Linked DNA regions of Mus musculus: all the other regions are linked to region 1. A link is a loop called in an ENCODE intact Hi-C map of the cell type or tissue named here. Cell type or tissue: heart. All regions are shown on one strand.

Evidence for each region. Hi-C counts contacts between places; a loop is a spot of excess contacts. Peaks named below come from ENCODE experiments on the same cell type or tissue, not always from the same donor. Only the 100,000 strongest peaks of a DNase experiment are listed, where the experiment ranks them.
Region 2: it touches region 1 in a loop (2.9-fold over the local background); 6 of 42 quality-filtered maps call a loop at or near these places.
Region 3: it touches region 1 in a loop (5-fold over the local background); 11 of 42 quality-filtered maps call a loop at or near these places.
Region 4: it touches region 1 in a loop (7-fold over the local background); 15 of 42 quality-filtered maps call a loop at or near these places.

What each region holds. Positions count from the first base shown.
Region 1 is chr7:100,680,181-100,688,180 of GRCm38, forward strand. No RefSeq gene overlaps it. Among named protein-coding and RNA genes, the nearest start is that of Gm35082, 9.2 kb to the left of the region's middle. In heart, CTCF peaks have their summits at 4,632 (motif pointing left) and 5,642 (motif pointing right); a DNase peak (open chromatin) is centred at 5,671.
Region 2 is chr7:100,880,888-100,888,887 of GRCm38, forward strand. Arhgef17 (Rho guanine nucleotide exchange factor (GEF) 17) reads right to left here. Exons shown (of 21, transcript NM_001081116.1): 3 at 4,790-4,972; 4 at 2,881-2,997; 5 at 2,583-2,675; 6 at 2,229-2,405; 7 at 1,886-1,936; 8 at 1,523-1,632; 9 at 1,333-1,418; 10 at 806-924; 11 at 292-505. It overlaps Mir3102 (microRNA 3102), which reads right to left and starts at 1,522; the gene lies at 1,419-1,522. In heart, no CTCF peak of the experiment used is centred here; a DNase peak (open chromatin) is centred at 4,844.
Region 3 is chr7:100,864,665-100,872,664 of GRCm38, forward strand. Arhgef17 (Rho guanine nucleotide exchange factor (GEF) 17) reads right to left here. Exons shown (of 21, transcript NM_001081116.1): 21 at 5,082-8,000. Among named protein-coding and RNA genes, the nearest start is that of Relt, 5.3 kb to the left of the region's middle. In heart, no CTCF peak of the experiment used is centred here; DNase peaks (open chromatin) are centred at 4,037, 5,450, 7,044, 7,417 and 1 weaker place; H3K27ac peaks cover 1,321 bases.
Region 4 is chr7:100,815,598-100,823,597 of GRCm38, forward strand. Fam168a (family with sequence similarity 168, member A) reads left to right here. Exons shown (of 9, transcript NM_001362169.1): 4 at 3,139-3,165. Among named protein-coding and RNA genes, the nearest start is that of Relt, 44 kb to the right of the region's middle. In heart, a CTCF peak has its summit at 3,298 (motif pointing left); no DNase peak of the experiment used is centred here; H3K27ac peaks cover 1,132 bases.

The sequences.
Region 1 (8,000 bases):
AGATGTTTTCTATGCTTTGTTTATTTTTGTTTATGTGGGTTTTTATCTTGTGGGGGAGTTGCAGCAGGGGGGGTGGATACAGGGGATGGGAAATGAGTGGGACTGGGGTGCACTCACAAAAATCAGTAAAAAGTTTAAAAAATCATTTAGTGAATAATCTTTAAAAATATATTTAAAAGAGTCGTTTATTTGTTTAATATGTATGTGTGCCTGGTCTAGTGCAAGAGTAGCAAGTACATTCAACTACTGAGCCATCTCTTCAGTACCGCCATCTCTTCAGTACCTAAATAAATACGTCTTTAAAAATTCACTGTGTCAACTTGGCTGGCCTGGAAGTCAAAGAAATTCATCTACCTGCCTCTGTCTCCTGAGTTCTAGGATTAAAGTCCACTACACCAGGTGGGAAATTTTTAATTATATTTATTTATATATCTATCCATTTATTTATTTATTTATTTATTTATTTATTTATTTATTGTGTGTGTGTGTACATGCACACATATGTGTCATGGTAAGTTTGTGTTGATCAGAGGACAGCTATGGGAATTGGATCTTCCATTGTGTGGATCTCAGGTTTCTAGACTTGACAACAATCACCTTTATTCTCTTACGTATCTTGCTGGCCTCTTCATGTCCTACACAAGACCACCTTATTCAAGGCCCAGCTCGAACTGTCTGGGTCTACCATAGACATTTTCCAAGACACTGGCTGCAGGGCGAGGAGAGGAAGGTGTCACGGTCCCAGTGGTCTAAGAGACAATTCCAAGACAGGACTGCCCCAGGAAGTGACTTCTCAACTACCGGCCCTTCATACAGACAAAACTCCTCGCCTCCACTGAGCAACCCACCCACATTCAAGTGCTGCTCACAACACCAAGTATTTTTGAGATTTTGCTCCAGTTTTATGTGTTTGCGGTAGAACTATGAATAATTTAAAAATGAATTTGAACACATTTACCCTCTAGTCATAAAATGGCAAGAATCCCAGCTCTTTACAGGCATAAGTGTACCTAGTGCTGAGGAACTTTTAAAAACAGCCAGGATCAGGCAGGAGATCGGGTTCTGTGTAGAAAGCTAAGTCTACATTAAACGAAATGAGAACCTCCTCTTCTGCCTGAGCCTCAGTATCTGCTTCGCTCCTCCCCTGTCTGCCAGTTCTAGGAGGGAAAAGTCCCAGGGAAGGAAAGGGATTGGCCAGCTTCTGTCCTGTGTTCATCTTCTGACCAATGACTAGATTCTGTTTCCTGAGGAGGAGAGCACGTGCTGATGGCAGTATGAAACAATGCCCCATACATCCGATGAGACAGCAAGGCTCCTGGATGCAGAATATTATTCAAAAAGGAGATGTATGGGCTGTTAAGATATGGGAAGTTCTGGGTACTGACCTCAGCAAAAAAAGAAAATAGTTAATAGGTTTTTAAATTTCCTTTTTGTATTTAAAGATGTTTATTGTATGCATGAGTGTTTTGCCTGCATGCATCTCTGTACACCACCAGTGCCAGGTGATCATGGAGGCCAGAGAGGGCACTAGGTCCCCTAGAACTGGAGTTACAGTTATGAACTGCCATATGGGTGCTGGGAATCAAACTCCAATCCTGTGGGAGAGCAGCCAGTGCACCTAACCACTGGACCAACTCTCCAGCCCTAGGTTTTTTATTTTTATATGAAGTGCTCCCAACCCCCATATGCTGCTTCAATTTCTTTTTTTTTTTTTTTTTTTTTTTTTTTTTTTTTGAGATTTTACTTAAGCCAGGCATGGTGGTGCACACCTTTAATCTCAGCACTTGGGAGGCAGAGGCAGATGGATCTCTGGGAGTGCAAGGCCAGCCTGGTCTACAGAGTGAGTTTCAGAACAGCCAGGGTAACACAGAGAAGCCCTGTATTCCTAGATGCTCTCCTTCATCTATATCCATGCAGCATGTACATGTGGTACCCAAGGAGGCTAGAAGAGGGCATCAGATCCCTGGAACTGGAGTTAGAGAAGGTTGTGAGCCGTTTTGTAGATGCTAGGAACTGAACCCTGGTCCTTCGGAAGAGCAGCCAGTAAACCTAGCTCTCCTTGTGTCCCCTCATCTCATTCCTAGGGAGGAAGTAATGTGATTCCCAATTCTTTTGGTTTAAAGCTATAAATACAGCTGTTATTGTATAGAACCTTGGAGCATACTTTCAGGATTGCGTGAGGATTGGTCATGTAGCTCAGGTGGTAGAGTGCTTTCCTGGCACACATAAAATCCTGGGTTCAATCCCCAGCACTGGATAAAACTTGGAGTAGTGAGTGATATACACCTGTATGTCCAGTACTTGGGGAATGGAGGGAGATCAGGTATTCAAGGTCATCCTTTGCTACATAGTAAGTCTGGGGCCATCCTGGGCTACCTGATGCTCTGTCTCAAAATATGGAAAAAGCATTGCTTAAATTTGTACACAAAATGAGTGTCATTTTCTTTGTTCTTAACTAGGTTGATTTTATTTTTTGTCAATAGTGGTTTGAAAATACCTGTGATTGCTACTAGTAACAGAGCCACAGTCACTGCTATTACTGCTTACAATCATAATAGAAGGAAATTAAGGTTCATTCATTAAGGGCATTTTAAAATATTTATTTTTATTATTCTCACTTATGTGTAAGTATGTATTTGCATGTGGGTAAGTGCACATGAGTACAGGTGCCCACAGAGGCCACAGGTGTTAGATCCCCCAGGAACTGGAGTTACAGACAGTTGTGGGTCACCTGATGTGGGTGCTGGGAACTGAACTCAGGTCCTCTGGAAGAACAGCAAACACTCTTAACTGCTCAGCGATCTGTATGGCCTTCTTTTATTTTAGAGAGGATTTTATTGTGTTTCCCAGAGTGGCTTCAAACTAGAGCCTTCTTTCTTAGCCTCTCAAGTGTTGGGATTACAGGTGTTCACTACCACGTCCTCACAGACCTCATAAATGGCAGGGGTTTGTGGAGCCCAGATCAAAAGTGCATTTTCTAGAGCTGGTGTTCCTAAGAACCATGGTGTCTGTCCCACATGTTAAAATGACCCTGGGCTGGTTTCTGAGTGACCTGGCATTCTAACTGACCACAGACCCATATGTTCAGCTCTATCTTTCTGAACACAGCTGAAGAGCTACCACCCCCACAGAGTCCCCCTGAAAGGTCTGGACTGAGCTCTGAGCTCCTCTGAGTGTCCTAATGTTAAGGGCCTTCCTGTACCAGTCACAGAATCATGGCACTGTCTGTGCTCTTTAATCTTCTCAATTGGGGTCATGAATATTCATTAGCTCCTATTAGAGATTCCCAGGCTTTGGCTTGATGTAAAGCCAGGGGTGTGTGTGTGTGTGTGTGTGTGTGTGTAGTATATTTCTGGAAAAGTATATAGGAAGCGTCATAAGAGACATGGTAGGTTACAAAAAGTAGCCCTGTCCCTCTGTGCATGACTTTTTTTTTTTTTTAATCTTTTTACTGGGCATGGTGGTGTACATCTTTAGTTCCAGTATTTGGGAGGTAGAGGGAAGCAGATTCCTATGTGTTTGAGGGCAGCCTGGCTTAAAGGGTGAGACCCTGATTCAAAAAGTAATTTTTATTTTTTTTAAAAGATTTATTTATTTATTATATGTAATATACACTGTAGCTGTCTTGAGACACACCAGAAGAGGGAGTCAGATCTTGTTACGGATGGTTGTGAGCTACCGTGTGGTTGCTGGGATTTGAACTCTGGACCTTCGGAAGAACAGTCGGGTGCTCTTACCCACTGAGCCATCTCACCAGCCCCCAAAAAGTAATTTTTAAAAAGTGTATGTGTGTAAGGAAGCCTTGAAACAGCCAGGTGTGGTGGCGCATGCCTTTAATCTCAGCACTTGGGAGGTAGAGGCAGGCGGATTTCTGAGTTCAAGGCCAGCCTGGTCTACAAAGTGAGTTCCAGGACAGCCAGGGCTACAGAGAAACCCTGTCTCAAAAAACAAACAAACAAAAAAAGGAAGCCTTGACGCATACAGCTTTCTCCTCTTGTCTTACCATTTTTTCCCTCTCTTCTTGTTTTCCCTTTCCCTGTTCTCTCTCTCTTCCCTGTTATCTCTCTCTCCCTTCTTTCTCTCTCCTTCCCTTGCCCGCCCTCTCGCACTCCCAGACAACACACACACACACCACACCTCGAATTTTACTTAGTCCAAGACGACTTTAAACTTCTAATCCTCCTGCCTCCACCTCATTATGCCCTGAGATTGTAGGTATATACCCTCACACCTGATTTCACCAAGGATGGTTTTTTTTTTTTTTTTTTTTTTTTTTGAGACAGGGTTTCTCTGTTTAGCCCTGGCTGTCCTGGAACTCACTTTGTAGACCAGGCTGGCCTCAAACTCAGAAATCCACCTGCCTCTGCCTCCCGAGTGCTGGGATTAAAGGCGTGTGCCACCATGCCCGGCCCAAGGATGGGTAGCAAACTCAGTGCTTTGTGCTTGTTTGACAAACACTCCGCCAACTGAGCTACATGTCCAGCCCAAGAAAGTAACTTAAAAGCACATCAAATTATCTGCCTTCACTCACAGACCTTCTGCTCTAACAAGATAAAGTACCTTGAATTGTTTGTTGGTTGAAGACGAACTCCAGCTGCTAGCGAGAGGCATTACTGCACCCTTGTGGACATATTTGGTTACTGCATCCAGCTCTGTGCATCTTTATCAGAACAGCACTTTTCAATGCTTTGGCCATGTTGATAACAAGATAACAAAACGTCATTCTGTAACATCTTCTTACTGTTCTTCCACAGGAGATTATTATCAGAGTCAAGCCTGGATGTCAACTACCAACCACCTTTGTGGCCCGAAGGTGGTTCTGACCAACAGCCTGTTGCTCATAAAGAGGAGATGAGTTAAGAGGTGGAGGGGAAGGGGACTGAAGGGTCTTCTGAAGTTCCCAGATCTGGCTTTGGCATTCTCAGAGCACAGTAGGAGGACCTTGGTCATTCTCACACGGTTGATGCCCTCGAGTCTGGCACTTTTCTCTACTCCAGTAATGGCGATAGAGAGTTAGTGTGAAAGCCAGGAGAATGGCCCCTGGCATCCTGGATAGCACAGAGGAGACCCATCCTTGTGGACAGTCACAGGATGGCAGAAAAAAGATATATTGTGTGGAGTGGAAAACCTTGGAGATGTTTTGTTGTTGTTTGCTTGTGGGGTTTTGTTTTGCTTTTGTTGTGTGATAGGAGCTCACTTAAGTTGCCTAGGCTGGCCTTGAACTCGCTATGTAACCTAGGCAAGCAACACTTCCTGAGCAGGGGTTGATGACAAGTGTGGCCCTACCCTACTCCCTACAATCCGGAAGTTTCATGTCTGTGGCTATTTATTTATTTATTTATTTATTTATTTATTTTGGTTTTTCGAGACAGGGTTTCTCTGTGTAGCCCTGGCTGTCCTGGAACTCACTCTGTAGACCAGGCTGGCCTCGAACTCAGAAATCCGCCTGCTTCTGTCTCCCAAGTGCTGGGATTAAAAGCGTGTGCCACCACACACGGCAGAACAATTTCTTAGCACTTGTAAAGCCCTGCCTTTGATTCCCAGATTACAAAATAAAGGAACAATCTAAGGGCTACTTGCTGTCCCAGGTGGTGGTGGAGATCTAGCTTGAGACAGAAGATGTAGGACCTAGCCGGCAGATGGCGCTGGTAGGCCTGCAGACCTGGCCCAGCCCAGCTTTCTCTTGGAGGCCTGCTTCAGAGTCCAGTGACATGGTGAAGGCTGGTTTGTGTTCCTTCTAGTATCTCTGTCTCAAGGTCTTATAAACCAGCAGTCCTGGCACAGAGGTGCAAATATAAAATAACTGTAATAGGGAGAAACGTTCAAGATGAGAAGTAGGGCAGGAGCAATTCCAAAAACTGCTACCCAGCTGCACTGTGACCAGGGTCCCAGGAAAAATAATGGCAAAATGGAAAAAGAATGTATTTTGCTGACATAAATGCTAGGGACAGGCACTTTTAGTAGGGTGGGCAGGGGGAAGGAAGAATTCCGTGGCAGTCACCTTGGATCTTCTGTAGAGGACGCATCCTTGTGATAAAGGAAGAGCCCTTGGTTTTTAGTACTGCACTGTCAGGCGGTTTCTCCTCTGGTTAATTCAAAGATGCCAAGCTGTCAGTCTGGGGACATGAAACAAACCTTCCAGGCCTTACAAGTGGGTCAGTCCTTTTAATACTGTGAAGTGAAGAAAAAAAAAATCCTGTGCTAGTTAGGACAGTCTGAGACAAAAACTGAATCTTCCCAATGAAAAGTCACCTAACCAACAGCTTGTTGTTGTTTCTTCAGGACATGGTTTCTCTGTGTAGCCCTGGCTGTCCTTGAACTTACTCTGTAGACCAGGCTGGCCTGGAACTCAAAGATCTGCCTGCCTCTGCCTCCCTGGAGTGTCTGTATTAAAGGTGTGTGCCACTGCCGCCGCCACCACCACCACCACCACCAGGCTGAGCCACAGAAGTTTTAGACTCCACCTATCAGAACAGTGCATGAGGGGCTCAGCTTGTCACTTGGGGCCTTCCTAGCTCTCCCTTGAGCCACATTCATCCTGAGGTTGCCTGAGGCTGTCATAGATTCCATCATCGCCAGACATTGTGATGTTATGAAACCTAGAGGTAAATATCTAGGAAATTTCCTTTCTTGTCTCTTTTGTCCCATTTTTCTTTGGTTAGGATGTGTCTCTTAAAACTCTGCCTCTTCCCTAGCCCCTCCCCCAGCACACTTGATCTTTATCTTTATGGCCAGGGGGTGTCTTAGTTACTTTTCTATCACTGTGATAAAACACCATGACCAAGGCACCTTATAAAAGAAAGCAATTAATTTGGTGCTCACAGTTCCAGAGGGTTAGAGTCCATCATGGTGGGAGCATGGCAGCAGGCAGACATAGCCGAGAGCTCACATCTAAGTCCACAAGCACAAGGCAGAGAAAGCTAACTGGGGATTGCTTGCAGTTTTGAAATCTCAAAGTCTGCCCCCTGACACACCTCTTCCAACAAGGTTATACCTCCTAATTCTTTCCAAACAGTTGCACCAACCGGAGACCAAGCTTTTAAACATATGAGCCTAAGAGGGCCACTCTCATTCAAACCACCGTGTGTGTGAGTGTGTGTGTGTGAAGCCTGACAATCTGATCTGAGTTCAATCAATGTGTGTGTGTGTGTGTGTGTGTGAAATCCAGGGGAAGACCTATACCAGGTCAGACTTCGACCAATGGTGATTCATTGCTGTCAACAGAGAAGAGAGTGCCCACTGAAAAGTAACAGACTGCCTGACATAATATTCTTTCATATGGTCTCTGATTAAAAAACTCATACATGTTTATTATGGAGTATTTGGGAAATCCAGAAAGGGGTGAAGAGGGAAATAAAGAGACGGGGAGGAAGCTTGGTAGATTGCTTGCCTAGCATCCCGCCTTACCAAGCCCTGGGTACACACTTGGGATTCTAGCACTCAGAGGTGGCTGCCAGATGATCTGGAGTTACAGCTACATAGTAAGTTCAAGGTCAGCCTAGGCTACACACAACCATATCTCCAAAAAGGGAAGAAAGTGTAACCTCATATATCATATTCTACTGAGACCCAACCATTTGCATCAGCTGCACCAGTTTTCTCCGTCTTTGCATTCCATGGACCCCAACCTTCTCTGGGTTGCTCCAGGCCTTGAGGTCGGCCCCTAGCTTTTGAAAACCACCTTCTATTTAGCACACAAATGGTGGTTGCAGGCTATGGCCTCAAACTCTTACCTCCATCACTTCTTTCTTTTTGTCTGTCTATCTGTCTTCCTTCCTTCCTTCCTTCCTTCCTTCCTTCCTTCCTTCCTTCCTTCCTTCCTTCCTTCTTGTATGTGTGCACCTGTGTGCATGCATGTGTGTGTGTGTGTGTGTGTGTGCGCGCGCTCTCGCACACATGTATGTTTGTGTGTGCATGTGTGTGTGTTTGCATGCACACATACACACGTCACAGCACGGGTGTGGAGAACAGGCGATGACTTGTGGGAGTTGGTTTCTCCT
Region 2 (8,000 bases), 200 kb after region 1:
TAACTTTCCAGGACTTAGCTGAGTCTATACTGAGGAAGAGGAAGGTCTTGGTGGTTCAGGCGTATGCTGGGGTCCCTGTCCCCAAACGACTCTGTCCAGGAGTTCCTTCCCCCCCAGGAAGAAGCTGGGAGCCAGAGCAAATGTCCAGCCTGCTGCTTCACTGTGGAAGTCTCAGGCCACCTTCCCTATCGGCCGCTGGAGGACAGGAGGGCAGTTCAGAGAGTCCTGGCTTCTACAGTCAGGACTGCACAGGGACTGTGAGAGAAGACACCAACATGAACTCTGGCTCACCCAGCTTCCTCTTGGCCTCATCAAAGGCCTGCTCAAAGCCCAGGCGGGCATCCGGGTGGGGAAACTCAAAGATGTAGGAGTCGGTGCCCTCGGGCCGGGTGGCGCACAGCTCCAGCTTGGTGGGCGGGAAGGCCAGGGAGCAGCATAGCGCCTGCTTTTCTGACAGGTCCCGGTGCATGGCGGCCGAGAGATCCCTCAGTGCATCGTCTAGACTCTGTGGGAAAAGAACCCAGGCCTCAGGCCAAGGTGTCACCACATGGGCACCTGCACCGAGGGGACCGTGGAAGGCAGCCTCCTCCTGCCACAGACAGGGATGGGCCTTTCTCCCCCTCAGAGGTCTCCTCCCTCAGACCCCGGACCTGTCACTTCCCTTAAGTGGGAGCAAGACTATAATTTTCCCCTTCAGATAAGTGACAGGACCAACTGCTCCCTCAGGCAAAAGCCAAGACTGTCTGTCCCTCAGGCAAGGTCAGGGGAAGTCCCAGCCAACACTGCCTTAGCTCAGGGCACAGACCTGGTGGGGGAAGCCGAGGCTCTCGGAGAGCTTGCTCATTTGGCCCAGGGTGGCCAGGTCCTCATCCAGGCGGCTGATGGCTTTTTGGATGGTCTCCCGATTGGTGGCTTGAGACGCCCCTGGCGAGGACAGAGGAAAGCCATGAACACATCAAACAAGGTCAAGCTTGGACAGACACACTTCCCTTAGCGCACAGCCTTCAGCTGAGCACGGGATTGGTCTGGCAAATGGGAGCACTTCCAGACCCAAGCTCTCAGAAACAAGGTCAACAGGTAGCTCTCAGAAAAAAAAAACAGGCCCGGGAGGAGAGGTCTGGTTTAGAGTCACAGGGCACAGAACGGCCAACTCTTGGAGAACTTGCTAGGGCACTAAGAGGATGATTTGCATGGAAACTAACCCGGTTCTTCAAAACCAATCTCTCATATGGGATGAAAGATGAGTCACAAGAGCAGACAAACCAACAGACAGGCAGGCAGACTCAGGGGAAAGCCACCAGCAGAACCCCTGACAGACTCAGCCAGCCTCACCCTTGATGATGTCTGTGTCTTCCAGTGGCAGCTTCCACAGCATCTTGTATTTGCTGGCTGTATCAATGACGCTGGCTGCTGTGTACCTGTGGGTAGCCAATGGGGTGCTCTGGCTGGGGCAGGGAGTAGAGCCCACAATAGATCAATGGCTCTCCTGCCTGCACCACCCAGCCCCACCCTGGCCACTCACAGGCTCATGGAGCTGCGCCTCAGCGAGCCCGACTTTCGTTTCAGGGTGGTACAGACAATGAGGTCTGTGAACAGGAAGAGGGATCGGTCCTTCTTGCCTCCAATTGCCTTCTGTAGGGTCCAAAGTGGCATTCAGGCTCAGTGTGCACAGTCTAGAGGCCGACCTACATTACCCTAGTTCCCCAGGAACAGCAAATCCAAGGGAGGGGTGAGGGCTCTCCCCCACTTATGTGGAATCGGGATTCATGCAGGGCTCCCATTGTGTGGTGCTTGGGGAGCAGGAACCAGAGGGCAGCAGGCGCCAGAGAGTGAACTTGGGTGGGTTGAAGGTACTTGGGGGAACAGCCAATGGGAGAACCCTTACCACTTCAATAACCATCTCCTGCCTCAGGAACCGCCGCAGGGGGGCCTGGAGCTGGTGGGTAGGAGAGAACTAGTTATTAGTCTATTAACCCTGCAGTGATCGGTTGACCACTCTATGAACGAGGTCAGCCAGAGCGACATCCTGTCCTCGCTTGCATCACTGGGCTGCCAGACAGGGACACAAGGTCAGACAGAGGAGGAGGAGGAGGAGGACACAGAAGGGTGGGGCACTGTGGTCACAGAAGCAAGCTGACCACAGACCTGGACGTGGATGGCCACAATCCGGGTGACAGATGAAGACACAGACAGGGACAAGTTGGGGCACGGCAGGGTGGGGCACGTACATCCTCCATGCCCTCGATGTGGGCTTCGATCTCCTGAAGCACGCGGGCATGCCGCTCGGCCTCCTCAGCGCTCCGCACACCCTTGTTGATGCGCTCAGCCACCTGCTTGATGTTGCGCTGAGCATCGAGCAGCAGTGGGTGGTCTGGATGGTCTTCCGGTGTGTGCTTCAGAAGGTCCTGGGGCGGGAATGGAGACCTGTTTAGCTGCCCTGAGGTATTGAACTGACTGCTGGAGCATGAGAGACCATGGTATAGGCATCAAGGAGGACTTTCTTTCCTGCCTGGAGTCTGAGAACAGACATACTCCTCCCCCCGACCCCCAGGGCCTCCCTGTCCAGCCAGGCCCGTGGTTACCTTCACCAGAAGCTCATAGCGTGGGATTCTCTGCACAGGCTTGATCATGAGGTCGGACAGCGCCTGCTTTTCCTTGTTCTCACGCATGCTTTGCTGAAACCGAAGGCAGAGTGGAGGGAGTTCTCACATGAGGACTGACACGGCAGGAAGAGACACGCTCCTAGCCAAGTCCCTCCAGGTGAGCCCAAAGGCAGAGGCTGACACACTTGCAAGCACCACAATGTTTTTGGTCAAGAGCTCCTGGGATGCCCAGAGCTAGCCTGACATGTTAGCTTCACCCCTACCCCAGTCCACATACCTCCAAGAACTTGAGAAAGGCTGGCCTGGCCTCCTTAGCTACACGCACAGCATCCTTTGCATTGAGGAAGTTATCAATATAGGCCGAATAGATGTTCACCAAGACGTCTTTGGAAAACTGTGGGTGAGGAAGCAGGTTAGGCAGGCTCAGGTGTCCCTCACCCACTTCACCCTGTCCTGGCTTCTGTCTATTTAACTTGAAATGGTCAGGCAGGTCTTCTCTGTCTTTCTCAAAATTCATACATGTTGCATGCATGAACGTGACTGAATGAGCAGGTGTGTATGTATATATATGTATATATATATACACATATATGTATACATACATACAAATACATGTGCCTAGATGTGTGCTGAGACAAGACCTGGGTTGTTTTTTGTTTTTCTTTTAATGTTGCTGCGGCTGTTGTTGTTGTTTATTTGTTTGTTGTTATTTGTTTTCACTTCCAGACAATCTATCACCAGGTCTCCAATCCCATTAAACCAGCAAGGCAGGCCTCAGACCTTCCTGGTAGTAGGAGTGAACACATTATTGTAGCTTCTGGGACTCTGCCTGTGCAGTTCGTTCCTCCATGAGGAACATCCCTCCCAGCACAATAGACCCACCCTTGGCACTGAGCTGCAGTCTGCTTTTATGGAATGTGCCTGCTGCCTGACTTAGGGGCTCTCTCCTGGCAGAATGAAGCCTGGCTCAGGACAGGGTTCACAGTGGTGGCTAATCCTGCTGGTTGGCTGATGGTAGGTGCTGGTGGGGGGCGGAGGAGAGGGCTTTTCCACAAGAGAGGACAACTGGGTTCCAGTTTCAGCTGCACCAAGGACAGGCTAAGATACAGATCTTGGAGTCCCTGATTCTCTAAGGTGCCAAATGTTCCTGTCTCTGGACATGGCAGGGCTGAACCTGAGCCGATGAGGGAGGGCCTGCCTTGTGGAGCTCCCTGTCAGCCCACAGACAGCAGCCAGGTCCAGACAGAGAGTGAAGGCAACAGCACTTAATCCTACCTGGTGGCACCAGTTTCCAAGGAGCAAGGACAAACTAAGGCCTACGTACATAGGTTAAGACCCCACTCTGCGTCATAAGGAGCACATTTAAACAAGCTTACGGCCCAAAGGGGAGAGGACTTTTTAAATTTGCTATGTGGAACATTTCTTCTTTTTGGCATGGAATTTTCTGGAAGGATTCTCTACAGTTTTGCTTTTGTAACTACATGGCTCTAAGGTAACACTTAATTTGAGTTTGGCTATGATTTATCAGTCATCGTTAAGAATTCTTGGGAATTAAAAAATGTAAATTAAAAGTTTTTTGAGTATAATTAAACTTATATAAATAAATGCCAATTTAGGAAGAAACAGTACATTATGTTTGCAGGAGTTTAATAAAATGAAATGTTTTGTTTGCTTGAGACAGAGTTTCTCTGTGTAGCCCTTGCTGTCTTAGAACTCCTATAGACCAGGCTGGCCTTGAACTCACAAAGATGCATCTGCCTCTGCCTCCAGAGTGCTGGAATTAAAGACACGTATCACCACCACTCAGCTTTGTTTGTTTGTTTTGTTTTTTGTTTTGTTCTGTTCTGTTTTTGTTTTAAACTTTGCTTTTGTGGCTCTTCTGGAATTCGGAGCTACCACGGAAGGACTGTGAGGGGCTCACGGGATGCTGTGGCTCCTAGGAGGAGGAGCGTGGCAGGTGACATGAGAGGCCAGGGCCCTAGGATATATACTATGCAGGATAATGCCCAGCATGCAAAAAGCGCCGGACAGTATGAACCACAGTTATTAAAAAAGGAGCCAGACCGCGGCGAGCATCAATGTCACACCCATCTGAGCATGAGGTCCAGGTCAGCAGCAGTGCCAGCTCCCCTGTCCCGGTTCCAGTCAAGGTCTACGGCTGCAGCCTCCGAGGCAGGGACACTCACCGACTGGACGAGCAGGGCTCCCACCTTCTGCTGGGCGTGCCACGTTTGCACGCAGTGCCGCACCTGCTCCAGGAACTGCTCATGGTGCTCCAGGAGCTCGGGGATCTGGTCGAAGATCTCGTCCACCAGAGACGGGTCGCACAGCAAGGAGTTCTCCGGCTGCTTCAGTGGCTGCATGTAGCCCTGCAGGATGCACAGGGTCAGCCCATCTCCTCCAGTGCTACCCTCGCCTTACCTGCACCGGTCGGCACAGATCTGCACAGGGAATCACCCGGGCCTGCAGCTCAGTGACTTGCCACTGCACCTCCCTGGTTAGACCAGGAGCTCAGCAGTGGGAGGAAGACTCTGTCGCCCAAATGCTACCTACTACATGCCCAGCTCAGGGCTCTGTCAGAGGACGAGAAGGAGCACAGAGGGAGCATGATGGAGTCACGAAAAGATCGTGGAGAGAGGAAAGCAAGAAGACGGGGAGAGTGGGGCGCTTTCCAGGAGTCAGCACCACCTCACTGATAATATTGATTGAGTTTGCCAGGCACGGTTTTAAGAGGGAGAAGACAACAGTGAATAAGAACCAAAAAGATAAACACAATGGTATACACCTATAGTCTCAGGATCAGGAGACTGAGGCAGGAGGATCACCACAAGTTCAAGGCCAGCCTGGGCTACATGGTGAGACCTTCTCTCAAAAAACTAGCCAATGAAAAGATCTAACAGAGCTTACATCTAGTCAAAAGAAACACAAAAAACAAAAGCACATTTCACCAAATCTAAGATACACTGTTATTTTAAGTTACCATCTAGGGAAAAAACCCTGATGCTGATTAAATTATGGCATGCTACCTACTCTACAACAAACCCTGGCTTCACCATGAGAAAGCCTTGGGATTTAGGATAAAGCAGTGGTAGGCAGGGCACTGGAAGCTAATTCTGAAATGACTGGAGGCCTGTACTAAAGAAAGTCTGTGCCTAAAATTTCTGTTTTTCACCACAAATGTACATTTAGTGGTGTTTCCTAAGCATGAACAGCCATGCCCCTCCACTGGCGTTTTCATGGTGAGATCGCCCTCTACTGGCCCATGATGCAACTGCAAGCCAAAAAATGAAGAGGTTTCCTGAAAGACATATGTGATGTTACATTTATAAAATAACATTTATATTAAACATTTTAAAAAATCTGGCTTGTTTTGTAAAACAAACTTGAAAAAGTCAAAGCTGAACAGAATACTCTTGGCTGGCTGAAGAGTCTGAAAAGGCGCAGGGTGACTTGAGTAGCTAGCAGCTGGCCTCCTTATATAGGACTCTCTGGCCGGTACTAGCCAGAACCAGGACATGTCAGGATCTGTGGTTCCTCCCAGAGCAAAAGTGACACCATTTACTTCTGGGTCACACCGCAGAGGAGCAGGCACATCACAGGAGCCACGAAACCCCACACCAGAAGAGTCAGAAGCTGAGCAGGGAGTACATAAGCCATGGAAGAAATAAACAAGCTATTCCACAGTACACCAGAAGGGAGTAAGAACTCTGGAAGCAGGGAGTAGAGGGCGTAGGGGGCCAAGGGGAGAAAGGCTGCTTTAAAAAAGGGCAGTGTCTTAGTTGAAAATATTGGGGTTCAAGACAGAACTCAAGGATGGGGGTGAAACCCAGGCCAAGGGTGTATATAGAGTTATGGCCTGGGTTCAGATCCCACCTCCTTCTGGCTGCTGACCTTGGTAAGGGATTCCTTTGTTATTTTGTTTGTTTTTATCTGAGCTTGCACACACACACACAACACACACACACCCCAAAATACATATGAACACACGTACAGGCAGTATGTGAGATGCTACACCCATCTTTCATAAGATATGCATTTGGAACAGGTGCTATCATGATTGCCACTCTACAGCCGGGGCAGGAGAGGCACAACGGGGTCCACCATCTGTTCCAGGTTACACAGCTGACCAAGAAGTGCAGCAAAATTTGAGCACTAGAGCCAGGCTCCAGAACTCTGGAGGGACCAATCTTCCGTCCATGCTCCTGGAAGCCCCAGCCCTTGGGTTCAGGTAATACTCTCCTGCTCACCTCCACCTCCCTTCCACCCAGAAATCTCAATTTAGTGCCTTCAACTCCAGGCCTGCTTGCCTCCTGGAGCCCAGACGATCCTGGTTCCAGGCCCACCTGCTCTGCATTCCACGGTCCCCACTCCCTGTTGACAGCCATGAGAGGCAGCACCAGCTTTCCATCTTCACTTCGGGAAAATCCATGAACAGCCTCATTTTGCAGGCGAAACCGAGGCTTAGAGAAGTGAAGAGACTCAAACTCCCGTCCCCAGTAGGGGACAAGCAACTTAAAGCCTGCCTGCGTGCGTGCCTGCCTGCCTGTCTGATTGTACTGCCTCCAGCTCACCAGAGGATGGCCATGGGTCCTTGCATGACTCTCTTCTTGTCTCACATCTTGGGGTCCCCTAGCCCTTGCCGAGCTTCTTTCCTTTCTCCTTGGCAACCACACCAGCCACTTCTGGGGGATGATGGTGGCTTTTCCACTGTCCTGGTCTTTGCTTCGGTTGTGTCCTCTGCCTGTTCCCCTCAACAAGGCTCTCTGCTAAAATCCTACCCACCCCTCAGATCTCTGCAGGGCACCCCAAACCCAGACTCACATTCCTCGAGCCCATACGACAGGGAAGTCCTAGTTCTATGTTCTTAGCTCGTTGGATATTTTGATAAAACCAGAGGCAATGTATTTCTTATATAATTTGTCACTTTAACTAGTTTCTTTTATGGTTTTGAAACAGGTCCTCATGAACTCCCTTGGATTATCTATCAGTCAGAGATGACCCTGTATTTTTGATCCTCTTGCCTCTTCCTCTTGAGTGCTGGGATTACAGGTGTGCACCACCAAACCTGGTTTATGCAGGCCTGGAAATCACACCCAGGGTTTCTTGCATGCTAGATAAGCACTTTTCTGAGTTACACTCCTAGCCCCTCTTTAATCGGTTTCAAGTATTCAGCTTAGCACACATACATTCATACTGTTGTGTAAATGCCAACTTCACCTTCCAGCTGGAAACTCTGGACCACTGAAGACTAACTCCCCACATCACCCTTCCCCAGCCCCAGCCTCCCCGGGACGGTGCTACCACCACCCAACCTTCTATCTTTGAAGGTGTGACTACTTCGAGCACCTTGGAGCACACGCCATCCAGTACTGGTTGGTTGTGAGCGCTCCCTTCACT
Region 3 (8,000 bases), 180 kb after region 1:
CAGCTCCCACAGCCTTCTCTTCCGTTACCTTCCCACTCCCCCAGCATCATTCAAAGAATCTAAGGTGGCCAGGAGAGCAGGATGAGATGAAACTCGGACAGCACAGAGGAGCCCAGTGCGGGAGACAGAGGCCTGGCTGGAATCAGGATAATCACAGCTCACGGAAGAGGTTGAGGAAGTAAATATGTCTGTTGGGAATGGGTGGGCTGGTAAACAAATTAAGTCATAGAATTTGAGCCACAGAAAGGAAAGGAAAGGAAAGGAAAGGAAAGGAAAGGAAAGGAAAGGAAAGGAAAGGAAAGGAAAGGAAAGGAAAGGTCAGGTCCCCAGAGCCTGGGAAATTCCAGGAGGAGAACTGGACACCTGAGAGACGAGAGGGAGGGGAGAGTTTCCATTAACCTGGCTGAGCCCAGGTTTTGGGGACAGGGCAGAAAAAGTTCCACGTTACTGGTGTCAAAATCATGAGCGCAGCAGGCCTAGTGACTTGTGCTTCTAACCCCAGAGCACTGGAGGCAGAGACAACCAGATCTCCCTGAGTTCTGTGCCAGCCTGGTCTACATAGTGAACTGCAAGCCAGCCAAGGATACAAAGTGACATCCTGTCCTGGAAAAACAAAAAACAAAAACAAACCAATACATTCAATGTCAACTGTGCTCCCCCAAATCTGGGGATGGGCCCAGAGCCCCACATCACAGTCCATGGTGGAAACCCACTGGGGAGCAGTGACGTGCTCAGACTTGCCTGAATGTTCTCTGCTTCCGAGTTTTTGTTTTTCTCTTTTTGAGACACAGTCCCCTTATTGAGCCATCGCCATGTATGTAGACTGAGTTGGCCTCAGACTCACAGAGACCCGCCTGCCTCTGCCTCCTGCCTGCTGTGGTGAAAGGTAAGCTTCACTGTGACCGTTTTCCTCAGTTTTATTTTGTTTTAATTTTCTATTATATTTTATGTGTATAGCATTTTGTGTGCATATATGTCTGGGCACCACTTGAAAGCCAAGTGCCCAAGGAGGCCAGAGGAGGGCGTCTGAAGTTATATACAATTGTTAACCTCCATGTCAGTGGGGGAATTGACCCAGGATCCTCTGGAAGAACAGTCACTGTTCTTAACCCCTGAGCCATCTCTCCAGCCTTTATTTTATTTTTGTTTATTTATAGACCTAGGTTTTAGGGACTGAACTCAGGTCACAAGCAGTTTACGGAGCAAGCCATCTCTCAGCCTTTTTTGAAATGTTTTATTGGTATAATACAGACCTTCTTCTTCTTCTTCTTCTTCTTCTTCTTCTTTTTTTTTTTTTTTTTTTTTTTTTTTTTGGTTTTTCGAGACAGGGTTTCTCTGTAGTCCTGGCTGTCCTGGAACTCACTTTGTAGACCAGGCTGGCCTCGAACTCAGAAATCCGCCTGCCTCTGCCTCCCAAGTGCTGGGATTAAAGGCGTGTGCCACCACTGCCCGGCAATATGTACCTTCTATATCCCGATTTTCAAATTCCAGATAATGGTATTTCCAGTACCGCTTAATAGTCCAATAGGGACGTAGGCTTTGGACTGACAACTAGTCTGACTTTCCCAAGAAGGTGCAGGCCCATCTCTACTAACAGCTCTCTGAGAAACTCTGTCAGTATCCACCTCTGAAAACTGGGGCACCCAACCCCTGAAGGTCACTCTCAATCTCTGTGGAAGTCACCTTCACAGCACAGGTTCCTAAGAGTACACATGTCCCCTTCCTGCACCCTTGGTTCCAAAGGAGCCTAATTATTATTTACTGCTGGTAGGACTTGCTGGCTTTTTGTCTAGCTGACTATGACTCCCAAGTCTTTCCCAACAGGAACCCTCCCCAGGAGTCTGGAGACAGAGAAAGAAGGGTGACAGCCACACATTTGGGGCTGGCTTTTGATGCTGCTTGGAGAGTCACTCCGCTCCAGAACAGACTCAAAATCATAGGTTCTCTAAGATCCTGGCATTTCAGGTGACCTCACTGAATCTTGGCACTCAGTCCGGAGTGCCTCAGAGACTATATCTTGTGTAAAGTCTCTCACACTGCAACTGGAGAAGGCTGGTGCTCATCATAGGTACCACAGGACTTTAAGACCTCAGCAAGTTGGAATGAATTTCCATAGTGACCCACAAGCAGGAGAAGGGCTAGGGGCTCCAAGTCCATGCCAAGCCTGTTGAGGTAGAAATCTGGTGTCACACTTTCAGAGCTACCACGATATGGTTGTTTTGAGAAATCTTTGTACAGGTGACTGCAGGCGCCCCCTGCTGGCTATATTGAAAGGCAGACTACATTTCCAGTTCCAGAACTGCACCGGCAGCAAACACTGCAGAATTTCAAGTCCCTAGAATAAAATGAATAGAATATTTGTATGTTCACTGTCCAATTCCCCCCATACTTTAAATTCTCTCTAGATTACTTGTAATACACAACGCAACACAAATGCTGTGTAAACAGTTGTTATATTATTTAGGGAATAATTATAGGGGACAAAGTTTGGACTCTCTCAGGACAGATGCGACTATTGTAAAGTCTAAAATTTCCATCCACTAGGTATGGACTCAAGCCTTTAATTGCAGCACACAAGAGGCAGAGGCAGGAGAATCTGTGAGTTCAAATTCTGCCTGGTATATATAATAAGTTCCAAGACAGCCAGGACTACATAGAAAGACCCTGTGTCAAACAAAACAAAACAAAACAAAACAAAACAAAACAACAATAATAGTAAAATTTCCATCCATAGTTGGTTGAGTTGGAAGATACAGAAGTCATGGATACCAAAGGCCACTACTAAAGCTACAGGCTTAAGTTTCTTTTTTAATTTATTTATGTATGTATTTGATGTATATGGGTGTTTTTTTCTGCATGTACATCTGCATAACAGAAAAGAGACTAGGATCCCATGGAACTACAGACAATTATAGATAGTTGTGAGCCACCATTCAGGTGCTAGAATTGAACTCAGGACCTCTGGAAGAGCAGCCAATGCTCTTAACTACTAAACCATTCCTCTAGCCCCCAAGCTTGTTTCAATGCTTTGCTCTAGCAAAACCGCAGTAGGCTCTGTCCTACGTTATCCAGCAGGCCTTAGAACCCATGGGTGTGCCCCAGATCAGTGGGAGGAGCTCAGGCCATGGGAACTGGGGCTAAGTAAGACCAGGATCCAGTGCTGGGCAGATGCTAAGCTGGGGCTTTCTGTGTCTGAGGACTCACTTGGCTCAGCTTGCATTTAAATCTAGACTCTTGGCCAGGTCTGGAACCATGCTGGGTGGGATTGTGTCTGACACTCTCCCTTACCAACTCCCTTGGAGGCCCTGCACTCTCAGTATGTCTTCTCTGGTCTTGGGCCTTATTGGCCCACCCAAGTGTGCTCAGAAAGGAAAAGGAGAGGCCTCCTTGTCCCCTGTGGGGTGGGGGGTTGGAGGTAGGAGAGTCCGAGAGGGATCTGAAGCCATGAACTGACTATAGGCCGTGAGGCTGGTGGGGTTAAGTCTGCCTAGGTCAGACATGCAGCCCAGTTACATGGACAGATCAAGGGTCTTGAGGTGCCGGACCATGCCTGGGAGGGAGGTAGCTTTGCTGAAGTGTTTGAGGTTAAGCAGCCTAGAGGAGAGGAATAGGAGAAATTGAGGAATACATGCTTTGGTGTCTCTCAGATAAAGGTCAAGCTCTAGCTGTCTCAGTGACAGGCTGGGTAGCCTTAAGCAAGTGACTTGATTCCCCTGAGTATAGTATCTGCAGAGACCCAAGTAAGGTGCATCAGCTTCAAGAGGGACACTGGAATCTGGAGCTCCAATCTGCCCTCCCCCCACCCCCCACCCCCCACCCCAACACACACACCTTCTCTGCCTCAGCACTTGCTCTGGGCACCTTCCCAAAACACAGCATCTGGGGCTCTGCCTACATTTTATCTCCAAACCTGCTCCCTGGCCTCCTCTGCAGGTCTATCCTGCACTCTGCCCCTGACCACCCTTGGTTGCCTGTCTACTTGCCTGTGCCCATCAAGGCTCCTCACTGGCCATAATTGGGCCCAAAATAGCACTTCCCCTTGCCACTTCCTGCAACCATCTTGTGGCTTAAGGACAGAGAGACAGAGAGTTGGTGTTTGGCAAGCATGCAAAAGATGTGAAGAGCTCTTGGAGGTCAGCGGGGTGCACAGAATCGAGAATTTGCCTCCAAGCACCAGTGAGCAGAGGCTAGGGCTGGAGCTCGCTGTCTAACCCTTGGGTACACGCTCCCCTCCCCAGGCTCAGCTCAAGGCTAAGACAAGGCCTTAGCCAGACTTCTGCTGTCCTGCTAAGCTCTCTAGACTTACAGACCCATGTGCTGAGGCTCGCCCCAAGTGTGGGCCTTTTGTCTCTTCTCATCCTAAGAGATTTTTTCTGACTTTTCTGACTATGAGGAACTTTCAAGCCTAGAGTCTGTTCCCTCGTGTCAACCCTGCCTTTCTGTCCTGGTCCCTAAGTGTCACCGTCCTTAAGAGGCAGTCTAGCTAGTCCTGGCTTTTGTCTCTAGCCTACAGATATCTGCAGGAGCAGCTCTCTGAGCAGATAGTCTCTGACTCCGACTCACTCTCCTCTGCGATCCAGCAGGAGTTACTTCTCAGAGCAGTCTGAATGTGAGGCATACATGTGGCTCTGGCCATGGGGCTCTTCCAGACACCTGTGTGACCACCTCCTCCTTTCCCACAAAGTATCAAGACCTGAGGGCCTGAGTCCAGTTCTGATAGGTGAATGACCTTGAGGAAGAAGACACTGAGCCTCCACCTCAGCTTCATTGCTCAGAAGGAAATAGTGGCAGCAACCTTCCTGGACCATTTTAAGGATCCAAGGAGCCCAGCTGTGGCGTTCAGCAAGCAGCCAAAGGAAGCTGAGTTTACAGTTCCCTATTATGGAAGACCTACAGCTCAGAGATGTGTCTCCGGTAGAATGCTTGCCTGGGGTGAGAACCGCCCTGGGTTTGACTCCAGCATTAAATAAATCAGTTATGGTGGTACTCAAGTCTAATCCCAGCATTCAAGGCAGGAGGATCAGAAGTTCAAGGTCACCCTCAGCTACAGACACGGTTTCAAAAAAGCAAAGACATGCAGCTGTGTCTCACCTGGATTCTCCAATGTTTATTTCATTAAACATGAATTCAACATTTATTGAGCACTTATTGATGCTTGCTACAGCAAGTAGGCTTAGGGATGAAGCTGAGAACACACCCTGCCCTCAGAGCATCCATCCAAGCTCCTTCAGCCTTCTCTCATTCTGTCTGTACAACAGACCGTTCACATCAGGCTCTTATGGCCCTCCTTGCATCTTATATCCCGTCCCCTGCATGTTACACCCCTCCTTGCATAATCCTGCTTCACACCAAACCTTGGTCCTGCTTCCTCTCACCCACAATCATGCCCTTTAAGGCAGTTCTCTATGCTGTCTGGGAAGACCACACCCCAGTGTCTCAAGCCTGGGTGGCCACGAGTATAAGGAGAGCTGTTGGGGTGATGGATGCCTCTTGGCCGTTCTATACTGAGCTGTACACTGTGTACTTCCTCATATAAGTGCTATGTATCAGTGGCTCCCAATAAACATACTGGTACCTGGGTCCTAGCTAAGGTTTTAATTTAATTGGCCTTCGGTGGGCCTGTGCCCCTGGAGAACTAATAATGAACAGCCCAGGTTGTAATTTTTCCAGGAGACTCCCTTGGGGATGAGCCTGAGGCCTGTTCCTTCAGGACCGCCCTACTCATGCTGAGTGCCTGATCCAGATGGACACCTGTCCTCAGGCCAGCCCATGCCCTGGCAGGCTGTCTTCTAAGTGGTTGTGCTATGTGCCAGCCATATTCCCGGTGAGGATGGCGCAGACCCAGCCCTATGTATCTAGTCCTGAAAGTGAAGTCTGCTTTGGGCCTCTGTTGAGGCAGAAATCCTGGAGTAGCAGAAATGACTGAAGCACTAAAGGTGGCAGCCACTGTCAGAAATGCAAATAACTGGACTAGTGGCAGCGGGGAGGAGCCTGAGGTGGGCCTTCAACATGTAGATCACTGGGCTCTGACCGCCAGCTCAGGTCTCCAGACGCAGGCACCCTTTAGATTTAAGGGCCAGAAATGGACCTCTTTGCATTTCAAGAACTACATGCACTAGCCAACCATCCTGTAGGGGAAAAGAGGTTATCAGACCCCATTACTGAGAAGGAAATAACTTGGCCTGGTCACATGGCTGCTATCAGACAAGATTCCAAAGAGAAGCCGTTCCATGCAAAGCCTGTGTTCCTTCCATTTCATCCTGAATTCCACACAGGCACAACCGTCTCCTCACGAAAATGCTGCTAGCAAGATGTCCTGTACACGTCCTGTGGTGTTGAAGACCCAGCAGACCCCTGAGGGATGCACGCGAGTTAATAAAAGCACACACCAACACTTTCTCCCTTTGTGTGTGTGTCTTGCCATGTAGAACCATTTTGTTTTGAAATGGGGAAGGGGTCTCACCATGCAGCACTGGCTGACCTAGAACATGCTTGGTAGACCAGGCTGGGTGTGAATTCACAGAGACCCACTGGCCAGTGACTCAAGCGCTAAGATTATAGGCACATATCATCATAACTTCTCTAAGCTGGTTTTGAACTCAAGAATACCCTGCTTCAGTTTTCCCACATGCCAAGCATACAGTCTGTCAACTGAACTATCTGTTCAGTGCAAAAACAGACTTTCTTTTATTGAAAATATATTATTTTGTGAGTATGGGTCTTTTGCCTGCATGGAGGTTTGTGGCCACATGCATGCCGTATCCCTGGAGGCCAGACAAGGGCATTTGATTCCCTTGGGATTGGAGTTATAGATGGCTGTGAGCTGCTGGGGACTGAACCTGGGTCCTCTCGAAGAGCAGTCCGTGCTCTTAACCACTAAACTATTATTGCCCCAGTCCAGGAAAGTGAATTTTGAAGTGAGTCATTTGGGCTGACCTAAGCAGAGATTCGGCATAACCTGACCTCTGCTGTGAGGGCCACTTAGTCCCATGGGGAAGACACCATGGTGTGTGTGTGGGGGGCTCTTGGCCCCTAGAGAGCAGCCCCATGTTGCTGGGCACTTAAATCCTTTGCAGTCTTGTGTAATGACACATCTCTTTGGACCAGAATCAGCCCGACTTGTGTGGTAGTTCTGCTCCACAGGCGCCTTAGACAGGAACTCTAGCCCTGGGTCAGACACCCAAACCCAAACCTAGCTGGACTCGGGAGGGCTAGACTGACACACCATTGATACGCATATGAGCTGTAAGGAATTCTAACATTCAGAACTCCTGGGTTCTTCTAAGGAGACTGAAGCCCAGACAGCCGCAGTCTGCCCGTGACAACACAGGTTCAGTGTCAACCCCATCACCCAGGACTTCCTTATCTCCTCCCTTTGACCCAATTGAGGCAGAGTCAGGGAGCCCTCGTCCTTAGGGAGACAGCTGGCAGGAGGCCATGATGGCCCAAGGCCCGGGGGAGCCATCATTTAGTGTTTCTATTTATTGACTCTTTAAATTTCATCATCTGAGGAGAGTTAACACAAGGCTGTTTGGTAGCAAGAGAAACATCATCTAAGACCACAATGACCCACCCACCCCAAAGAAAAACAAAATCAAACAGAACAAACAAACCCTATCTGAAACCAGACCTTTGGAGTTGTAGCTGAAGCAAGGGGCTGAGGGTCGGGGTGGCTCCCTGCAGCCTGGCGGTGAGGGACGACGGCCTTCTCAGTTAAAAAGGTTATGTCTAGCCCCTCAACTCTGGGGGGTGGGGGTGGGGTGTCCTTCCTGAAGGGGCTGCCCTTGGCAGCGTGGGTGTTTACAGAGAGGGACTCGATTCAGTGGTCAGAGAAAGGGGACTCATAGGTCCCCACAAGGTGACCATTGTGCCAGTGCATGAGACATGGGGAGGCAGAGGCTGGGGCTTGAGCCAGCTGTGAGGACTGAAGGCCCTTTTCTCTTACCTGAGAAAGCCCGGTCCCAGACCTACCACTGTTCCCACACTGGGGAACCTCAGGC
Region 4 (8,000 bases), 140 kb after region 1:
ATCCTTACATATGCACCTAGATATGTGTGTTATCAGGTTTCTAGATGTTTCTTAAGTCAGCCAAATTAACCACCATAAGAGATGTTTATATGGTCTGTATTAAATAGTTTATACAAGCCTTACTCACTCTAGAAGGTACTGTATGTAGGTGATGCTCCCTTGAAGAAGCCGCCATTACTGTCCCAAAAGAGTTAATGAGAACAGTGGCATGTGGACTAATGTCTGTTTCCTTTAATCAGTAAGATACGTTATTCTACTGCCACAAATCTGTAATAATGAGCAGCAACAGTATAAAAACTACACTAATTATCTGATAAAAACATTTTATCTTAAAAACTAAGAGAACATTATGAAATGTCACAGTACATAAGTGATTTCAATCCAAGTACTGTGAAATCTGTGAATGGGCTTTGTCACCAGCCGAAAATAGAAGGAGGTGAGTTGTGGCAGACTTTCCGGTGAGGTCATGAATACAGAAAAGTTATTGTCGTCATAGTCAGGAATCCTGGTGACCTCACTGGCTGTAGTCAGGGAGGTGGGGATCCTGGGAAGCAGTGTGTAGTGACACAGAGAAATGAGAGCAATGGATAGCATGGTAGCATGCTTTCCAGAGACTCAGCTAAAAAAAAAGAAAACCAAAGGCACAGTGAAGAAGGAATGTGCAGGTGAAGGGGCATCCGGGTGAGAGTGGGATTCCGTGTGCACTGGTGGGGGGGGCGAGACAAGACCAGTCAGAGATGCCAGAGTCACATGGAGCTAGGCCTCCCAGCAGCTGCCATGGCAACAAGGACTCTGATGTTCGTCTTCTTTCTTCTTTTGGGAAGTTGAGTGACAGGAGGTGGAATGCCTGCAGTGCAGAGCGGCTCAGGACTAGCACTAGAGGTAGCTGAAGGGGACCCTCTAACAGCAAGCTACCTTCTCAAGAGTATTTGGCACTTGTGGGAAGAGATTTTAGGATTATTTAAGGATCAGTTTGGCAAGTAGCTGGCAGAACAAGGAATAAAATACTGCTATTAGTCCAGGGATGGTAGTGCATGCCTTTAATCCTGGCATTTGTGAGACTGAGGCAGGTGGATCTCCATGAGTTCGTGGTCAGCCAGGGGTACATAATTGAGACCCTGTTTCAAAACAAAACAAAAAACCAAAACTTCGATTAATTCAATGTTTCATTTGTGTCAACAACAATTTGAAACTCTTTATAGATGTTAACTTGTTTTATAGTACAACAAACTGAGTACTTTGTTTTTCCCAATTTCCAATTGGGAAAGAAGAAACTTATTGAAATTCAGCAGCTAGATCTGCATTCTGGCATCCTGCCGCTGCACCAGAACTCTTAGCCGCCTGTCATTGCTGAGACAGTGGGCAGACACTGAAGTGTTAGACGGGAGCAGCCGGGCTGGAGAAGAAGGCAGTTCAGAGAGGAGTCTGAGACTGTTAAAAACATGGCGAGTCTGGAAAGGTGCTGCTGTGTGTGGAATATTACATTTCAATACTAAAATAAAAAGGAAGTCTCTACCTAAGGATTAGTGCTTTAAAAAGTCAAGACACTTGTAAGCTATGATTAAAGCTAGACCATTTACTCAGAAACCCAAATCCACAACAAGGGATAGTACTGGAGTGTTGTGTTAGAAAGCCCCACACTGGCCAGGCATACCTATTATCTCTGCACCTTGGAGGTAGAAACAGGAAGATCAGAGTTCAAGGTCATCCTTAGCTACACAAGAGTTAAAGATTGTCTTGTACCCCATGGGAGAGCCTGTCTCAAAGAAGCAAACAAAAAACAGGAAGGAAGGGGGTAGGGGAAGAAGAGGTACCAAACTGGAATTAACCGTTTCAAATGTTTGTGTGACATTTGAGACACACACATGCTCATGCACACACACTGAGAGCTGCGTGTGTTTCATATTGTGTGTTGCTTACCTCTACCATCCTAGGTCTGACTGTTACAGGGAAATTCCTGTCATAGAGGCTCAAGGTCAGAGGGAACAGTATAGGTGATTCTCAGCTTCTTGCCAGAGCTGGTCATTTGGAATGCAGGGCGGTGCCTGCAAGGAGCCAGGCACTTGGGTTTAAATTTTCTTCCTTACTTCAAGGAGACCAAGCAATTGCTTGGAGAGACCCTATTTTTAGCAGCCTTTGTGCTCCTTAGATACATCTGCCTAGGATACAGAGGAAAGCTCGCTCTTTCATTGGTTCTGAAAAGCAGTGGACTACCTGCCTTTTATTGGCTTCTTCCTAAGTGTTTACCAATTTTAGGGATCATATTTAGGTATTTAGCCTCACAGGAGGCAAGAGCTAGCCAAGAGATCTTTTTCAGAATCCAGGGAACAAAGGGTTTAACATATTCCTGATAATGTAACTTGAAAATGAAAGAAGACTAAATAGGAAAGTAATGTCCAAACTCTCTCATAAGAAGCATGTTCTCATCTCTGTCTCATTAGAGTTAAACTATATGAAGTATATATGAGGTTTTCCCAAATTACAAACCTGGGAGAAAGTAGAGAAAAATCTCTATGCAAGGCAAGTTACAAGTGTACCTTTTTACCTTTGTCTTGTTAGCTAGAGTTTCTTGCCTCCAGTTTAACTCAGAGAGGATTAAATAACCTTCAAAATTAAATTTAAAATGCCATGTATCTGAGATTCAAACCCATTTGTCTGACCCCATAGCCTGTGTTCCTTCTACGGCACAACACTGTCCTAGATGGAGTGTCTCTACGTTGGACCTAGTTCTTTGAGAGGCCTATCTATGGTGGTCATATCTCCTGAGCCTTCATTTTTTTCTTCATTGTAAAGCCTTCATCATGCCTGAAATCCCTCCACAGTTCTTGGGAGAATTGAAATAGTCTTAATATAGACAAGCAGAGAGCACGACCTTACTCCTGTTCATATGCAGGCAATTTTGGGTCACTTCTCTGGGAGATCCTGCAGCATTCAGAGAGGTTTCTCTGCAACAAATAAACTTTCCTGGATGGCAAGTCTGTCACCCTTTCCAGGGGGGGTCCTTCCTGTCCTCCACAGTCTGCCTCTTATGCAGCCTGGGGAACTGCTATCGTGAAACAGGTCTGTTGTAGAACTGCAGTATGTACAACTTTGCAAAGATTCTTAGTGGTAATTTCAACTAACGTTTCTATCCAACAGAGTTTCAGTTCCTGCATTCAGCTTATGGTAGGAGAGCTATTTTTCCTCATCTGTATTATGACCTATGAATGTGTTATCTTGTAACAATGGTAGATTCCCTTTCCTTTCCTCCCCAAATCCCATCTCCTAGGCTTGGGCTCCCCCAGGTGGCCTAGCAGCAGTTCCTATAGCATGCAGGAACATGTCTGATGGTGCAAAATCATGGGTTGGAGACACACATGAACCATTCCCATAGGGCAGCAATGAAGGATCATGGCACTAAAAGGCGTTTCACACCCTAACCTGGCTGCCTGATTCAAACAAATGAAGGAAAATTCTAAGACCTGTGTGTGGTTCCTCTGTTAGCTTAATGGTAGGCTCCGAGGAGCCCCTTGATTGTGCCTATTAGACCCTAAAACACCAGTCCGATGGCCCCAGGATCAGATTTTCTATTGCCATTAGCAGTCTGACATGTTTGAAGACCTGGTTGACTTTAGATACAGTCTGTTGCCTTCATCCAGATCTTGAGCTCTGGCCTCACTTTTGGAGTATTTTTCTGGATGATGAAAGTTACGAGCCAAGTGTGCCAGTGGGTGAGGGATCCAAGTTGAGTTCTCTGGGCAGTGTGGACTCCAGGCCCAAGGCACCACAGGAACTTGTGGGCACCTGTGAGGGTCCCAGCGGTGTAACTTGACTAGGTCCTTCTTGTCATAGACAGTAAGGGACCATAGGAGAGACTTGCCACTTTTACCACACTCACCTGGGCTACTTAGGGTATCTTTGTAAAATCTTTGAATGTTTTCTCAACTTTTAATCTTACTGTTGGAAAGTGAATGTTTTTATACATGGCACATCTTCCAGAAGATGAGCTGTGAGATTTCTTTTGCTACTGCTGTGGGCTGTGTGATCTTGGGCAACTTGCTAATGTCCCCAGGCCATAAAGTTTTTCATGTCACATGATTTCAAGGTCTTTTTTAAATGCTAACATTTCATTCTCTTGTAATGTTTATTATTTCAGTAGTGCTAGCTACAGAACTGTTTCACTTACTGTTCATGTGAGGTTACTTTTTGTGAACTCAAACAAAAGACCCTAAAAACTTAGAGAAGGCTACATGGTTCCGCACCCTTCTGATTAGCACAGCAGTTCTCAACTTGTGTTGGGGTTTCACAAGGGTCACCTCAGGCCATCACGAGACACATAGGGTTTATAACAGTTACAAAGTAACAATGAAATAGTTTTATGGTTGGGGTCATCACAACATTAGGAATTGTGTTAAAGGGTTGCAGCATTACGACGGTTGAGAACCACTGAATTAGAACGTCTAATAAATGTGGGTGGAGTGATTCACAACGTGTTCTGTGCCAGGCCCTACATTGGCCCTGTGAATATCCAAAGACCAGTAAGACAAGCTCCCTATTCTCTAGAAACTCACAATTTATTGGGGAAATGTTCAACCAGGGACAGGAACCTCTAAGACTCACAGGAACTAGGATAGTCAGTTATATGGGATAATGTGATAGAGAGTGGGCAGAGGAAAAGACTTCATAATAGAATGGAGTCTTTAGCTCATGACTGATTACTTAATACATGTGTGCCAGGTGGAATGTGGAGAGAGATGCTGACAGGGCTAGGAGAATAGACCAAACCATTCGGGGTAAAGCCCCTTGGCACACTCGGAGAGTGATGAGCAGTTTGTGCACAGTGGTGTGGGTTGGAGCTGAGATGATTAGAGAATCAAGGGAGATTTGTGAGTCAGGAAGAAGAGAGTGGTTGAGAAGTAGGACCAGGCTATACAACCTCCAGGCCCACTCTCAGTGACCTACTTCTACCAAGGCTGTGCCACCTAAAGGTTCCACAATCTTCCAAAATATCACCTCTAGCCAAAAGACCAAGTATTTAGACTTGTCAACCAATGTAAGACATTTCTGTTCAAACCACGAGACATTGTCGGTATTAGATCAGGGGAGTCTCTAATACGAAGAGTTGAATCTGTAGCCTTTAGGTACTGAGAACCATGGGAAGTTTTTAAGAGACCAGTGTGGCTATTGCTTGGAGGTTAGAAGGGACTACTTAAAAAGACCAAGCCCAGAGCATTTAGAAACAGTTGAAGTGGCTAAGTAGAAGGAGATGAGAGCTTGAGTTGGAGTTGGCCATAACTGTAGGGATGGAAGCATAGGGCTACCAGAACTAGAAACCATTAAGACTGATGATGTTATCAATACCATTAAGCAACCGGGGAATCATTAGTACTGCCAGTTTACAATACAACAGAAAGGAAGCTCAGACAATTAAGTGACTTGCCCAAGGTCTCACAGCTAGTAAGTGGCAGAGCCCAGGCTAGATCTCATTTCCCAACTCAGTACATGGTTCAGGATGATGGTCCCTTGCTGCCTCTCTTTGTAAATGTGCTTAACAGATTGTTCTAGTGTCAGAGGGCATGAGGGTCCCATATCCAGGAAGTGAACAACTCAGCAGCTAGAACTCGGCAGGCACACAGTTCTGCTGTGTTTATTTGTCTACTCGCTGTCCTTTTTACACAGCTATAGTAATTACATACGTTCTTAAGTGGATGGCTTAATAATGTTTTCATGTGATACATCTGTAATTAATGATCACTTAATTCAAAGGATAGAAGATTTTTAGGAAGTAGTTCCTTTTTGGCACCCCAAAACAGGCCTGCCTGACAAGAGCTCTTTCTATCGCCATGCTGCTAAGAGTTTCAGTTGGCATTGGTTTTGTCCAGCAGCTGAGCTCCACATTGCTGTCACCATCAGAAAGGATTACTGTAGCAGGGAGAAGAGACAGACTCATGCAGTCAGCAAGGAGGTTAAATTGACTGTTAAAAACTTACTTTCATTTAGTTTTTACATGTATCTATTTTTTTTAATTATTAACTATTCAAGCATTAAGGAAAAATACAGAAAATGCTGTTTGTTTTCTGTATAATAAAACCAGAAGAAACGTCCAGTTTATTTGTAAAATGTGAAAGTTTAGCCTAAGTGATGGCTTAGGAAAGACATTGTTGACAACACAATGACACTGGCTTCTTTCCTGATTGATCTGCAACATTATTTTACTGTGACATGCTGTCTTGTTCACTCCCTGGTTGCTGTGTGGCTGAGTTGCATCCCCAGTAGATCGTAAGTCCCTTGTGTGCAGTGACGTAACCCACGTGTGTTCCTGTCCACCGTGGCATTCCCCTCAGTGCTGAGTGCAGTTAGGCCTCAGTACTCTGTGGCTAATTTTGATTTAACTTCAGTTGTCACACAGTCCTTCAGGCAATTGTCAGACTTCGGGCTTATAATGAAAATTATATCTATACCCCACTCGGAAGGAGGAGGAGGAAAAAAGTCAGAACAGAACAAATTGGGACCTCTAAATTCTCCAAATTGCTATGGCCAAATTAAGACCTTTTGGTTCTTGGTGGAGGCCCACTGAGCTCTTAGGGCATGGAACTGCTCTGTTTGACTTCTCAGAGCTACCTATTTGACACAGCAGTAATTTGTTTGTGGATGGTTGTGGCCTCCCGCCTCACTGGATGTCAATCCCTGAATTTGGAGACATTGTGATAAGATTTTTGACACTAATTGGATCCTTTATTAATTCCTTTCATATTAGCATCCCACCCTCTGGAGACAGACACCCGAGGTGTTTATTTAAATCCCCTCTGCAGAAGCTCCACACTGTCCTGGCTGTCTAGCAGGGTTCTGGGCTCTGCATGGAGTTATGCTGTCTCCATTTCTCTTGCCAGATTCTCCTTTTAGTGTCACTTTCCTGCCCATGATTGCCTTCTCATTCCTCAGCCTTTGCTGTATATACTGCAGACCATTAATGCAAGCAGTCAGCCGATGAAGCTACATTTTGGTTTTAGTTCAGAAAAACCCAGCAGAATCCACAACCTTCCCTAGCCATTACAACTCTGTGATAGAAGGAACAGAGATGTTAGTTGTAAACCAGTCAGCAAACACATTGTAGAAGCTCTCGAGGTAGCAAACCCTGTAGGAATCTATAGGGCCACCATACTTTCTTATTATGCTTCCCTGTCTTTCCTTATCCACTTACGAAAAGATTTCAGGTTCATCTGGTTGTTGTCAGCCTAGTCCCCATACTGTTAATATACTTTAGAATACTCTGTGCCCAAAACTTCCAACATCTTATTAGAATGTAAAAGTATTATAAAGAAAAAATTGATCATTTTTTAACCTTAAAATAGAAATTTGGATCAAAACTGTGTCTCCTGGTGTTTGAAAGAATAGTTTTCTTTCCTTTCTCCTTCCTTCCTTCTTTCTTCCTTCCTTCTTCCTTCCTCCTTCCTTCCTCCTTCCTTCCTTCCTTCCTTCCTTCCTTTCTCTCTTTTTCTCTCTTTCCCTCCCTCCCTCCCTCCATCCCTCCCTCCCTCCCTCCTTCTTCCTTTCTCATTTCCTCTCTCCTTCTTTCTCTCCTTCTCTCTCTCTTTCCTTCTTTCTCTCCTTTCTCTCTCTTTCTCTATCTCACTTTTTCTCTTTCTTCCTTTTTATAAAGGAATTTCCCCCCTATTTCCTCTCTCCTTCCCCTCAGGATACCATGACGGTAAGTTTTTGAGTCATTCCCTGCTTCTAGAACACTTAATGAAATTTCTCAAGCTGAGCTTTGAGCTATCCTGGAAAGTCTCTACATATCTCAAACTAATTTCTGTAACATACTACGCACCTACCCCAGTTTTGACATGTATTGTCATGGTGGCCAAAGGATCATCTCTAACTCATGAGGAGCTGTCTCAGTTGGAACATCCAGTACCGCCTATTAGGAGATATTCAGACATATGCTGGAAGTGTGTCTGTCGGACCATGGCTAGTATGCAGAAGGAATTGGCAAGGAGTGCCCATTGCATGGCTGATAGCAG